2 separate regions of the Homo sapiens genome follow, and region 2 is linked to region 1. Evidence: chromatin loops called from intact Hi-C (ENCODE). Cell type or tissue: Caco-2. All regions are shown on one strand. Links, peaks and the distances in the headings refer to the core of each region. The heading gives the core; the rest is flanking DNA.

Evidence for each region. A loop is a pair of places that touch in the nucleus more often than their neighbours do. Peaks named below come from ENCODE experiments on the same cell type or tissue, not always from the same donor. Only the 100,000 strongest peaks of a DNase experiment are listed, where the experiment ranks them.
Region 2: it touches region 1 in a loop (6-fold over the local background); 1 of 110 quality-filtered maps calls a loop at or near these places.

The regions. Positions count from the first base shown.
Region 1 is chr11:79,569,486-79,576,420 of GRCh38, reverse strand. No RefSeq gene overlaps it. Among named protein-coding and RNA genes, the nearest start is that of TENM4, 130 kb to the right of the region's middle. In Caco-2, for the core only: no CTCF peak of the experiment used is centred there; no DNase peak of the experiment used is centred there.
Region 2 is chr11:79,666,753-79,673,687 of GRCh38, reverse strand. No RefSeq gene overlaps it. Among named protein-coding and RNA genes, the nearest start is that of TENM4, 230 kb to the right of the region's middle. In Caco-2, for the core only: no CTCF peak of the experiment used is centred there; DNase peaks (open chromatin) are centred at 2,607 and 2,971.

The DNA.
Region 1 (6,935 bases), core at 602-5,601:
TAAATGATTACTGTTTCTTACAGTTTGTATTCTTGTTTTTCTTCTTGTTGTTTTTAATTATATATGCTATATACCAGGTACTTTATTAGATCTCATTTGATCCTTATAATAGCCTTGGGTGTCAGGAATTTGATTTCCAATTTTTAGATGGAGGATCTAGGAACCATAGCACACTATAATCTTTCTCAGGCTTCATCTTATAATACCATGAGACTGATGCTTTAATACAGATGTGAGATGTGGATACAGCATCTTCCTATGCAACAGCACTTTGCAATTTACACAGCTCAGGCACCCCAACATCTGGCTGCACAGCAAGTGTTGGCAGAGACCACAAGGAAGAGCCAGAACATTTTTGATTCCCCTTGGCTCTATGAAATGAGATAGGGAATCAGGATATCACTATGGTTGGTTTGAGCTGGTCAAAGTTAAAAAAAAAAATTGCAAAAAAGGAACCAAGATCTTTAGAGATGACTCTTCTCAGACCTTTGTCCCATTCCTTATCTTCACCAGGAGTCAGGGAAAATAGCAAGAAGTTAATCATCCTTTAACTGGTCAGGGCACTGTGCAGTCTTCTCATGTGTTTCAACATCCATCATGCATTCAGTTTTTATGTCAGCGCCCCTGTGCCCCCCAAAAGCAATGCAGAATTATGAACTCCATTTTACATGTGTTTCTTAGAGGCCTAAAATGACTTGCCCAAGATTACACACTGAATGGTAGAGCTGGAAGTGGCTGTTGTGTCTGTCCTGTTTGTGACTTTTTTTTCTGTTATGATAGATAAATCCAAACATACTATTCTCCAGCTAAAAACCTTCCATTATCTCAGAAATATCTCTAAACTCAGATATTCCTGATCCCTCAATACCTATCACATTCTGCCACTTGCCTCAACCCCACCTCATCCAAGTTCAAGAGTTTGCCAACAGAGTGTGGCTCCCTAGGTACATTGTGCTGTTCCAGTTCACCAAGCCTTCACATCTCATGTTTCCCTGCCCAGGATAATCCAACACTGCCAATGTCCCCAGGCTGTCTGGGACACCACTGCACTCTCAAGATCTAGAGTGCTCATCTCTTCTTCCAGGCAGCCTCTTCCCTTCCCTTATGTTGTACTCACTTGTACAAGTTGTTTTCTTGTTGGAGTATTTATTTCATATTTGAGCTGAAATGTATCTGCCTGTAGCTTTCACTCATCTGTCTCTTGGGGGAAATATCTACAATAAGTCTATACACTCTTTCTCCAACAACTTTAATAGTTAAAGACCTCAGTATTGCCTCTTTCAAGTTTATCCTCTTCAGATTAGATATTTCATCCCCTTCCAACTGGACACAGGACGTGAATTCAAGTCCCTCATCATCCTGGTCACTCTTCAGGGCACACACTAAACTACTATAGCATTTGTGCAGAAAAGCACACAATATTCCACGTGTGACCTGATTAGCATGTAGTGTTGGAACCAATATGTATCGAGCTACATCTAGCATTCTGTCATCTGCTTTATCAACATTATTTCACATTAATCTTCATTGAATAATATAACGGTATTATTATATCTCATTTACCTATAAGGAAATTGAAGCTCAGAAAGATTAAATGACTTGCCCAAGGACACACAGCTGGCAAGCAGAAGAGCAGGAATCCCTACCCAGATCTGAACAACACCAAACCCATGCTCTTTCTGCTACATTTTTAGGATCATTGGACTTGCTCTAGATATTGCACTTCAATTAATTCAGCTGCACAAGGGAATCAGATGTAAAAGTCACAGCCTTATTTTTTTTCCCACTCTACCAAGTATCTCATGATCATCTTGAAATTACTAGAATCCAGATAATTTTAAGCTTTGTGAAGGTCAAAACTGTGATCTCAGTTCCCCTCTCCAAGAAAAAATAATCGGTGTTTCCCATCTCATCTTCCTTTCTGCATCTCTGTTATTGTGCCAGTTGCTGAACAAACATGCCAGCTAAAATAGTCACATCTTCAGCAGTCTCCATCTGCTTTATTGGTTTCTTTAAATAAAATATTACTATGATGAATAATACCATCTAATTGTAAATGTGCACATCACAGCTCAGATACTGCTGTTTTGAGTGGCTTCCCGGAGTGCCCTGATGGGGACCGCAGACCTCAATGGCTCTCAGAAATGCCATGAAATGTCACTTGGACAGGGTCCACAGTCTACCTCTCAGCCATACTAAATACCAATATCAATGTCCCCCACTGTCTATTACAGCCAACACTGTTCAAGGATTCAACTAATAGGGTGTGATATGGCTGTATTCAGACACTTTCCACTACAGCACAGCCATGCAATTAAAGATGAATGGCTAGGTTAAGTAAGTAAGTAATTAAATAGAGGTGTGAATGGATGAAAGCGTAGATGAGAGAATGAGTGGATAGGCAATTAGGCAGTTGGATAGATAGATTAGTAGAAAGATAGGATGAATCATAGTTGAAAGAAGAAGGAAAGGGAGGAAGAAGAGAAGGGAAAAGGAGGAATGGAAATTTTGCCCAAAACCATGATGTCCATGAAAACTTAGAATTTAAGCTATGGAAATTTAAGGGGCTATTTGATAATGGTAATAATAATAGAAAACTTTGAATATTTACTATGTTCCAGGCACTGTGCAAGCCTGTTACAAAATCATCTCATTTACTCTTCCCAAGTACCATTATTACTCATATAAATGTAGATGTAAAAACTGATTGAATAGGACCAAAATACATTTCCCTCTTCATATCCACTCTCAACCAGTTCTGTCATGTGGGGTCACACAGACCAAGTGCACTGCCTATTCCCAAGACAACATTCCAATATTTAAAGTCAACAAACATTTATTGAGGTCTCATACTATTCAAAGATTTATGTTTGATGCTAGAGATTTAGGGGTAAATAAGACCTAATCCCATCTCTCAAGGAACTCAGTGGTGAGACAGGAGAGAGAGATAAGTTAGCAAATTCATAGATTACAATGTGCTCTGTCAGACAGCAACACACCAAGAGTGTTTAGAAATTCAAGAAAAGATACAAAGGTTGCTTCCTTCTCTAGGAGGAACTTCTGCTTCCTTCTTACCTGTAATTTTCCAGACTGGACATCATCCTCTGGGTAGCTCCAGGTTATCTACATTTTTCTCAGGATGTGATTCCTGGGAGAATCTGATTAGAAAGGAGAAAGACTGTCAAAGAGAAACATCTCTTGCTCCACCTCCTATCCCTTTTTCTGGGATAAAATGCTCAAACAAAGAAGACTAAAGGGATCTCAGATCTCCTAGGTTATATGCTAGTTTGCTCTACACATGCACTATTGGCCTCAATGACCAACTGTCTCCACTCTGCTAGGAATCAGTAGGAGCAAATAATAGCATGTAGCCTTTTGCCTGTCTATTTTGTCCATTTATGTTTTAAATAAGATTTCCTTTTCTAATTTCTAACTCAAATATGTCTTAATGAAATGTTTTACATTCAAATCAATACCAAGTAAATGCACTCTACCTTGTAATGATGAATTTCTAATAATGACAGATTTTTAGAAAATTAAAAGATTGACCATGCATTCCCAATTAGTTGATGATTACTAATGTCTACATCTGCACTGTTCCACATAACTGAATATGATAAAATTAAAGACACAATTGTCTCAATATGAATATTATCATATGTCATATTTTCTCATATTGATTTATGGGGTCAGGTATTCGTAAAAAGCTATAGTGAGTTATCTCTTGAAACATGCACTTTAAATAGTATAACAATAACATTCCTCACTTGTCTGTGTTCCCTGTGAAAGCTTCAAAGCCCTGCCCAATTTTTTTTCCTCTCTAAAGTTTTCTTAGGCCCATGGTTCTCAAAGTGTGGTCCCCAGGCCAGCAGCATCAGCATCTCCTGGCAACTTGTTAGAAATGCAAATGTTTAAGCCCTACTGAATCAGAAACTCTGGAGGTGGGGCCCAGTAATTGCTGTTTTAACAAATATTCCAGGTGATGCATGCTCATGTTTGAGAACCACTGCCCCAAAGTAAGGGGTCTTTGGGCAGTAATCAGGTCACTTATAATCACAAACATTGATAGGGGACCTACTGTGAGACAAGTCTTGAACTAGGCACTGGAGACATAGAGATAAATAAAACACACAATATGTCTTTAATGAACTAACAATCCGGTAGAAATTACAAAGATGTCTAACTGAGCAAAAAGGCAGAATAGGATAGTACCATGCAGCTTGACCAGAGCTGGGCAATAGAATCATCTCTCGGTTTGTTTTTTTTTAAAATTATATAGCAGATGCAGGAAGTCCAAGTTGGATTCCAGGAGTCTCTCCCTGTTTGAGAACACTGTGTTGTGGTAAAGAGACCAAGTCTGGAGTGAGACTATGCTGGGTATAAGCCTTGCCTTCACCATTTGTTAGCTGTGTGATCTCAAGCAAGTTGGCCATTCTGCTCAGCAAAGGGATGTGGTATAGGAATTATAAGAATGTGCTCTGAAGACCAATTGCCTGGGCTTGAATCCGAGCCCTATCACATACTAGTTGTGTGACCTTGGGCAAGTTACTTAAATTTTCTGTGCCTCAGTCTTCCCATCTGGAAAGTAAAGCTGCTTCATAAAATTATCCTAAGGATGAAGTCTATTATATGTATGAAGGACTTAGAACAGTATTACAAGCTATGCAGGGTTTGTGGCAGTGATGATGATGATGATGATGATGATACACCTCAAATGGAAAACAAAATAACCACACCTATATTACAGGATTGTTGGGGCAATATTAAATAAGAAAATGCAAACATAAAAAATATTTTATGTGGAACATGCTCACTCCATTTCTATCTTAGGATTTATTTTACTTTGTTTTTCCTCCTTGAGCATACATCTCCCCCTGAAAAGGAGCAATGGCTGGTCAAGGGAGGTTCAGATATCCCCAGGTCTCCTAGCGAAATAGCATAACAGTGACATCTTAATATCTCCTCTTAATACTACTTAACTTCCCATGGCCTTGGGTTCTGACTGTGCTGTGTACACTATATCTCCTGAGCCTTGGCAATTCAATTTTAAGCACTTCTTTTTGAAGAATAGTCTACCCATACTTCTCAAACTTTATCATGTATGTGAATCATTTGGAGATCTTGTTTAAAAGCAGATTCTAATTCAGTAGATCTGACATGAAGCCTAAGAGTCTGCTTTTTTAACAAGCTCCCAAGTGCTGCTGGCCATAGGCCACAAATTGACTAGCAAAAGTGTAGACAGTTCCTACCAGGCCTTTCTACACAAAGTTTCTTAATACTGTCAAAACTTCCACAAGTGGCATCCCAAATGTTGTCAGGCTCTTCATCTGAAGTCATTCCAGCTTCAGTAGCAAGCTCCTAAGACCAGAATAGATCCCTGGAAGAAGCACTGGACTGGGAGGCAGTAAGCCTGGTTTCAAGTTCTACCTCACTTTTTTATAAGCCAGGTGGCCTTGAGAAAGTTATAACCTTTCTGAGTATTTCCAAGATTTTCCAACTATAGCTGCTCATATCCCTGACCTTCACAAGGTGTTGTGAAGGTCAAATGAAATATTGCACATGAAAACACTTTGAAAAAGAAAGGCACAGTACAATAGAAAAAGATCATTGTCAAGCTTACACCTAGCTTTATGCATACTTTATGTCCTTATTAGCCCCTGAACCAGAAATCTGTGGCATAAACTCCCTTTCATCCTTTCTCATACTTCATCCATTCTTGGATTTGGAGATCTCTGCATTGGTCAGTGTTCAACGGTAGAAGAAGAATTCACTCTAGCTGGAAAGCAGAAAGGGATGTATTATACAAGGATCAGCAAACTACAGGACACAGACCAAATCTGCCTGCTTTTATAAATAAAGTTTTATTGTAACACAGTTGTACACATGTATTTATACATTGTCTAAAGCTGCTTTCTTTCTACAATGTCAGAGTTAAAGGGTTATTACAGAGAACATATGGCAAGCAAAACTTAAAACAGTTACTGTCTGGTCTCTTACAGAAAACGTTTGCCAACCCCTGGCTTGCAGAATTACTAAGAGCTGAAGAAACTGAACCTAGGCTTAGCTTCCAGGAATAATTCTTAAAGTCTTACAGCAGAATTGAGCTTCTAAGAAAGTGGCTGCCCCTACTATAATCAGGAAGATGTAGAAACAGGAAGTTGCCTAAGAGAGGAGGAAGCCACCACTGCCTGTGCTGGCTCCAGAATGTACTCTACCTTTGCTATGATTCAAACAGATGTCCCACTAGGGACGTCTGCTGTAGCCACATAAAAAATCAAATGCCTCTATGACTATCCTTGCCAGCAAATAATAATAATAATAATAATAATAATAATAATAATAATAATAATAATAATAGAAGCCCGTTTGTATAACATTTCACCCTTGTATAGATGTATCTTAATGGTGGAGATCCAGCCACAGGCATTCTGAGGAATGTAGTTTGTAGCTTTCCGAGATCCATATTATAAGAAGGCATGATAGAAGGAGATTGAAATGGATGTTGAGCAAACCAGTGTCCATCACAGTCATTGTCTTAGTCAGTTCAGGCTGCTATAACAAATTACCATAGACTGGGAAACTTAAACAACAAACATTTATTTCTCACAATTATGGAAGCTGACAAGTCCAAAATCAAGGTGCTGACAGATCCAGTGTCCTGGATGAGGACACTTACTGGTTTGCTGACAGCTGTATTCATGTTGTGTCCTCACATAGCAGAGAGAAAAAAGAAGAGGAAGCTCTCCTAGCCCTTCCTTCTTGTAAGGGCACCAATCTCATTCATGAGGGCCCCACCCTTATGATGTAATCACCCCCAAAAGTCCAAACTTTTTAATACTTTCACACTAGGATTAGGATTTTGACACATGAATTGGAACACAAATATTCCATCCGTAATAGTTCTCAATCAGGAACAGGTTCTTTTTGGGCTCCAT
Region 2 (6,935 bases), core at 692-5,691, 97 kb before region 1:
GTCTGTCCCAGCCTCAGGCACGATCCACGAACTTAAGGCAGGAATAAGGGGCAGAATGAAATTGGACCACACTGACTGGGGCTCTTCCTTTAATCTTGAGTTTAAAAGCATTTCCCGCATCCCCCAGCAGACATGTGCTCATGTCTTATTGGCCTGAACTGTGTCACGTGGCCACTCCCAGCTGCAAAGGAGGCTAGGAAAGACAGTATTTAGAAATTCTATAGTATAAGCAGAAAAGAGAAAATGGGGTAGAAATGGAAGCTGGTTCAGCCAATCAGCAGTGTCCATCAGGCTCTAATAATGATAATATTAGCAACTATTCCTTACCTGAGGGCTTCCTATGTGCCCATCATAAGCTAATCACTTCCCATACATTTATCTAATTTAATATGATATTCATTACAAAAGATCTGTGGGAGAGCTATTATTATTCCCATGTTACCAAGATTCACCCAGGTTCAGTCATTTTCCCAAGTTCAAACAGCTGCAAAGGAGCAGAAGCGCAACACTTCTAGGCCTGCCCTTAGCTAGGATACATTCCCACCTCCCTTTATGATGGTGATCACTGACTGATCCTCTGCAATGTGACTAGCTTTGCATGTTTGTCACTTCTATTGATTTTCACAACAGGTCTGAGTTGTCAAATATTACTATTTGACAGATGAAAACTGAAACTCAGCAAGTTTACATGACTTGCCCAAGGTCACACACCTGCAGGTGACTGAGCTGAGATTCATAACCCAGGATGATTCATTCCAAAGCCTGGATGCTTTCTTCTGTGTTGTGCCACATTTTTTGTGAGACCCCATTAGCAAATGACTCCAGTCTACCCCATTCAAAATACCTCCCAACTATTACTGCTCTCCAGTCCACGGATACTTACCTGCCTCAGGCCCTCATCACATCATAATTAGACTATTCTAAGAATCTACTAAGCAGCCTTCATACTTTTACTTTCTCCTACCAGATCTACCTTCCTAAAATATAATTTGCATCATGTGGCCCGCTTCTCTGCTCAAAAGCCTCCATGGCTCCCCACTGCCCAATAAAAGAAGTTCAAGTTTCTGAGCCAAATCTGGCCCTCACCAATTCTCCTTCCTTTCCTTCCGTTATTAGTTACCTTCTACTTTTGACTTGTCCCCTAATGTTTATTGCATGAAGACCGGTCTTGCCAAAGTACAAATCAACTCAATTCAGCCAGTTCATGTGCCCAGTCCAGTGGGATCTTGACAGATGGGAGCCTAGTTAGAGGTGTAAAGAAAAGACTCACCACGTGGGAGACACAGCAGACGTAAAGGCATGGGATGGAGAGGATGAAGAATTTAGTCAGTCCTCCCACTGGTCAGGTGTGGCTGCAGGAAGAATGTTGTACTGGAAGATCACAGGGGAAACTTCTGCCAATTAATGTGTTCAAACTGGGAGAGAAAAAAAAAAAAAAACAATCATATAGTCATACCCAGCCTTCAAGCAGTGCGTACCAAACTCAAAAGTGAATCTTTGGCTCATGGTCATTATCTAATGATTCTAAGTCTCCCAGAAAAATCAGTCCTGTAATTGACATCTTACAAATGAAGTTGGTTGCTAGAGATAAGAGAGTCAGTCCCTTCTTTCCCAGTCCCTCCCCATTAGGGAAAAGAATTCAATGTGGGCATAATGGAAAGTCTTTAGCATCTGAACAGATGTGGGTTTGAATCCTGACAGTGGCAGCCTCGGGCACATAAGTCACTCCACCTCTCAGAGCCTCAATTGCCTCATTTGTCAAAGGCAGATAACTGAGCCTATCAATGTTGTCACAAAGCCTTGAGAAGTTTAAGGGAGGAAGAGTGGAGAGATCAGTGTTCAAGCACACCCAACTCTAATCACTCTGAAGCCACATGGTTTTTGTGGGGAAAACTGCTACAGAGGAGCCTCTGCAGACCCAAAAAATGTCAGGGTAAGAGTCACAACCAGTCTGGAAAGGCACTTAAAAGATGCAATTTGTCTCAACTGGCTTGGTTTTATGTCTAAACAGGGAGAGAACTTACTAAACCACACTCATGACAAGGAAGCCAAACTGCTTATGCATGGCAGAATACAGAATTGCTCGCTAAGGGTGATTTAATGGAACTAGGAATATGCAACGCAGCCACATCAGTTAAGTGCCAGACTTAGACTGCTGAGCACAGATGGGCCAAATTCTGGGCTTAGCCCTGCTGTTAACTAGTTCTCTGACCTTGTACAGGTCACGGCCATCTCTCTGCCTCCTGTGCAGCATCTATAAAAGGGACACAAAAAACACTATTGGCTATGAGAATGAATATGTGAAAATGTTTTAATTACATTTAATTTTAATTATTTTGTCATAAAATCATCTTAAAATGTGAAGTGGGTTATTGATGTTGTTATGTTGGTCCTTCATAGAGTAGTCAAAGTCATAGAAAAGCCCTTCATAAATATTTCTGTCCTCAGGAATTCACATTCTAGTGGGAGAGGCTGACATGTGCATAAATCACTCTAATACAAGGTAAATAGTGGTAAGGACCATAGGAAAGGTACAAGCCAAAGGCCCTGGGGACGTGGGAGTCAGGAGATTACTTTTCAATAGGGGGATCTGGAAAGGTTTTGTGAAGGAGACAGGATTTGGGTTGGGCCTTGAAGGCTTAGGAGAGCTTTGATTTATATCATCTTGTCTTGTGACTCACAGAGCATGCGGAGCTTTCTCCTCTCAATTGACTCAGCTCCTGAAGGGTAAAGACGTTTACTTTCATCTGCCATCACTGGCTCCCCAGTATAGGGCTTGGCAACCAGGCAGTGCTCTCTAAATGTTGTCTGAGTCCAGTTAATAATTATGATAGAAGGAGAAGGAGGAGGAATCAGAGGAGGAGGAGGAGTTATAGGAATAATATGGGTAGTATTTACTCTTCGTGGAGGTTACGTTCTGCGTCAGGTGATTTAATGCATTGTCCCTCCTGACCCTCCCAACAAACCCGAGCAAGGCGTTATCATCACACACCCCATTCCCCACCCCCTGCTCCAGATATGAGGGAACTGAGGCCCAGGGGGCGTGCTGCCTACACCAGGCCTCATAGCTAGTAAGCAGTGAAGTTGGCTTCACACCCAGGTCACTTGAGTCCCAAACTCACCAGCCATGATATGATGCAGCCAGAAAGTGAAGACAGCACTCCTGGAAAGTTTCTAAGAACCATGGATCCTATGACATTTCCAGTGGAAACAGTCTTCCAGTCTAGCAGATGTGTATGTCAGGGCTTCCCAGAGAAACAGAACCAATAGGATATAGATAGATAGATACATACGGCCGGGCGCAGTGGCTCACGCCTGTAATCCCAGCACTTTGGGAGGCCAAGTGGGGCAGATCATGAGGTCAGGAGATCAAGACCATCCTGGCTAACAAGATGAAAGAAACCCCGTCTCTACTAAAAATACAAAAATTAGCCGGGCGTGGTGGCGGGTGCCTGTAGTCCCAGCTACTTGGGAGGCTGAGGCAGGAGAATGGCGCGAACCCAGGAGGTGGAGCTAGCAGTGAGCCAAGATCCCACCACTGCACTCCAGCCTGGGCGACAGAGCGAGACTCCGTCTCAAAAAAAAAAAAAAAAAAAAAAAAAAGGATAGATAGATACATACATACATGATAGAGAGATAGATGAGATAAATACTTTCTTTTTTTTTTTTTTTTTTTGAGACAGGGTCTCACTCTGCCACCTAGGCTGAAGTGCAGTGACGCAGTCATAGCTCACTGTAACCTCAAACTCCTGGGCACTAGCGATCCTCCTGCTTCAGCCTCCCCAGTAGCTAGCACTACAGGCATGTGCCACCATACCTAGCTAACTTTAAAGTTTTTTGTAGAGATGGGGTCTCACTATGTTGCCCAGACTGGTCTGAAACTCCTAGCCTGAAGGTGTCCACCCACCTTAGCCTCCCAAAGCACTGGCATTACAGGTGTGAGCTACCACAACCAGGCCAGAAATAGAGATTTGTTTTAAGAAACTGGCTAACAGAATTGTCAGAGCTAGCAAGTCCAAAGTTCACAGGGAACGTATGGAAACCCACAGGGCATGCTGGAAACTCAAACTCACGCAGGATTTACACATTGAATCTTGAGGCAGAATTCCTCCTTTTCTGGGAAACCTGCTTTTGTTCTTAAAGCCTTCAGTTGATTGGATGAGTTCCACCCACGTCATAGTGTGTAATCTGCTTTACTTAAAGGCAACTGATGGTAAGTGTTAATCATACCCACAAATACATTCACAGCAGCATCTAGACTAGTGTTTGGCCAAACACCTGGACATCATAGCCTAGCCAGGTTGACACAAATATTAACTATTTTAAGATGTAAATAAACAGGAACCCCAGAAAGTTTTTTATATTTAGGCACTTCATCTCCTTTTTTCTTTGTTTTTAGTTAAGGTTTTAAGAAAGAATGCATAAGAACAACAAAAAGAGTTTGAAATTCTATGCACTTTTAAGGGAAAATATCTTTTTCTCATAAAGTGAAGACTATTTTTTAAAAATTTATACAAGGGTAAAAAATAAAGTGAATAGAAAATGCCAAGGTTTGATTTAAACATCAAAATATTTTATGCATGTTTAGTTTTAGATTTCACTACATGGGCAAGGAAGAATGCTTGACTCTCCTGGTGTATGTGTGGTAACCGTTTTACACAGAGTTCTAGAAAGTCAGTACCAGGAGAAGATCTTGGGTGTCATTTTGCATAACCCCACATTGTTAAAAATGGGGATACCAGGACCCAGAGAGGGTAACCCAATGGCACAGCATGGCAGAGCTGGGGCCTCATTCACCAGGCTCATTATCCAATTTTGTTACAACAGAGAAAAGAAAAACACACATGAAGCCCACATTCTTCGGTATAGAGTTGCATGAGCCTCACTCAGGCCAGCTGTGAGCCAGATGTCCGCCCTCCCCAAAGGGGCTGCCTGAACAAATGAGGGAGAAGATGAGGACTGCAGGGTGGGGTAAGTCCCAGCCCCCACGGGAACAGGACAAGCTGCTGAGTACACTCAATGCTGACCTGGGTGAGGGAGACCTGGATGTCCCGGGAGAACATCAAGCAGTCCATGAATGGAGCAAAGCTGGCAAGCCAGATTCCTGGATTTTAGTCTCCATTTTGCCCTCTCCTAGCTCTGAGTTGTTTTTCTGGGCCTCAGTCTTCTCTACAAAATGGAGAAAATAATGACCTAACTATATGAAGGCAGAAAAATCAGAAGATCTAGATTTGAATCCTGCCTTTTTCACTTAGAAATGATTTGTCTCTGGGTAATTCACTTAGCCTCTCAAACCTCAGCTCATAACGAAGGATAATAATAATTCTTGTTTAGGATTTAAGGAGAGTAACTCATGTGAGGTGTCAATCACGTGGGTCCCCCAGAGTAGGCACTCAGAAATTATTCCTTCCTTAATTCATCCTTAATTCTCTAAAACCAAATTCCAAAGATCTCTGCTTCCCCAATCTCTCCCATCGCACTCAGTGACCCACTCAGTGACCCCTCCTTCACCACCTCTCCACGCTAATCAAACATTCAACAATTTATTAAGGAACTACTGGGTGGTGGGGACTCCACTGGGCCCATCCCTGCCCCCTCAGAGCCTGCACGCTGACCTCCACGCTGCAGCCTCAGCCATGGCCCACAGCCTGGGTGTCCCCTGGAGATGCCGTATTTTAGCTTCACCTTGACAGCACTGCTGACAGTATTTCCAACCTCCAGCCCCAAGGCAAAAGCACTGGCCAACTCTCCCTTGTGGGAAGGCTAGGAGCCTGGCAGGGAGGGTGTAGGAGAGGCCTGAGGGTAGGTCCTGACAGCTGGTACTATTGAAGTATTGATGACTTCCACCCACACTTTGTAATCTAGGAGAGGCTGCCTTTGCAACTCTCACCTAAATAGTAACAGGGGCCCAAAGAACACTGTTAGCTCTGTTGAGGGATCTGTGAAGTGAGTTCCTCCCGATCTTCTTTCCTGTCAGGTGAACTGTCCATGGTCTCTGCAGGGCCTGAACCACCCCTGGGCACTGTTTGCCCATGGCATGGGCCTCATGTGTGCAGCACCTGGGAAGAAGCTGATTATAATCTGGTGTCTGAGACCTGGCAGCCCCAGACTCTCTTCCGTGAGTCAGGCTCAAGTCTGAGCACATCTGTGGTGCCGATGTTTGCTGCATTGCTCGAGGAAGGTAGGGAAATGAAATCAACACTTTATGTGTGAGCTGGGATGCAGCTGAGAAATCATTTAATCCAATCACTCATTGTGGGGGCCTCTGAAAGTTTCTGTTGCTCAAGCTTAGAGTCCTTTCCCAGGCCCATGCTGGCAACCCTGCCTTCCCTTCCCTTCACAGTCCCAGGGCCTCATCCTGCTTCCCTCCCTCTTTAGCGTGACCACAACCCACTTAGCTGGAGAGTAGGATGCAGGATCCAAAGCAACGTATCCTGCACTTCCACACAAACCATACCCCAAATAGACAAACAGCAAGCAAACTCTGCAGATTTTCCACCTAGGACATAAACTTAGGTAACCAAGTAACCAATGGGGGAAAGCCCCCAACCTCCCATGAGCTGAGCCTCCTTATGGTCCCTGGTCTGTTGTTCCCAGTGCCCTCTGTGCTAAACGTGAGGTATGGGAGTCCCCTCTGTGTTCATTTCAGGAGGCTGAGGTCACCAAACCTTCTCCCCTCTGGGGGACCTAAAGTGAGGCCTCTTTCCAGAATGAGGCCAGAGGAGACAATCCAGAGCAGACAATGGGTTCCTCTGGCCTCCAGGCAGAAACCTGATTCCCCTTCCCCATAGTAATTACCATCTCTGGGCATCTTTTCACACCCCTTTATTTTAAATATGAGAAACTAAGGCCAAGAGGAGTTAAGAGATTTACCAGGATCCCACACTCTATGGATGCACAGCCCAGGCTAGAAACCTCAGCCTTTCTACCTCTTG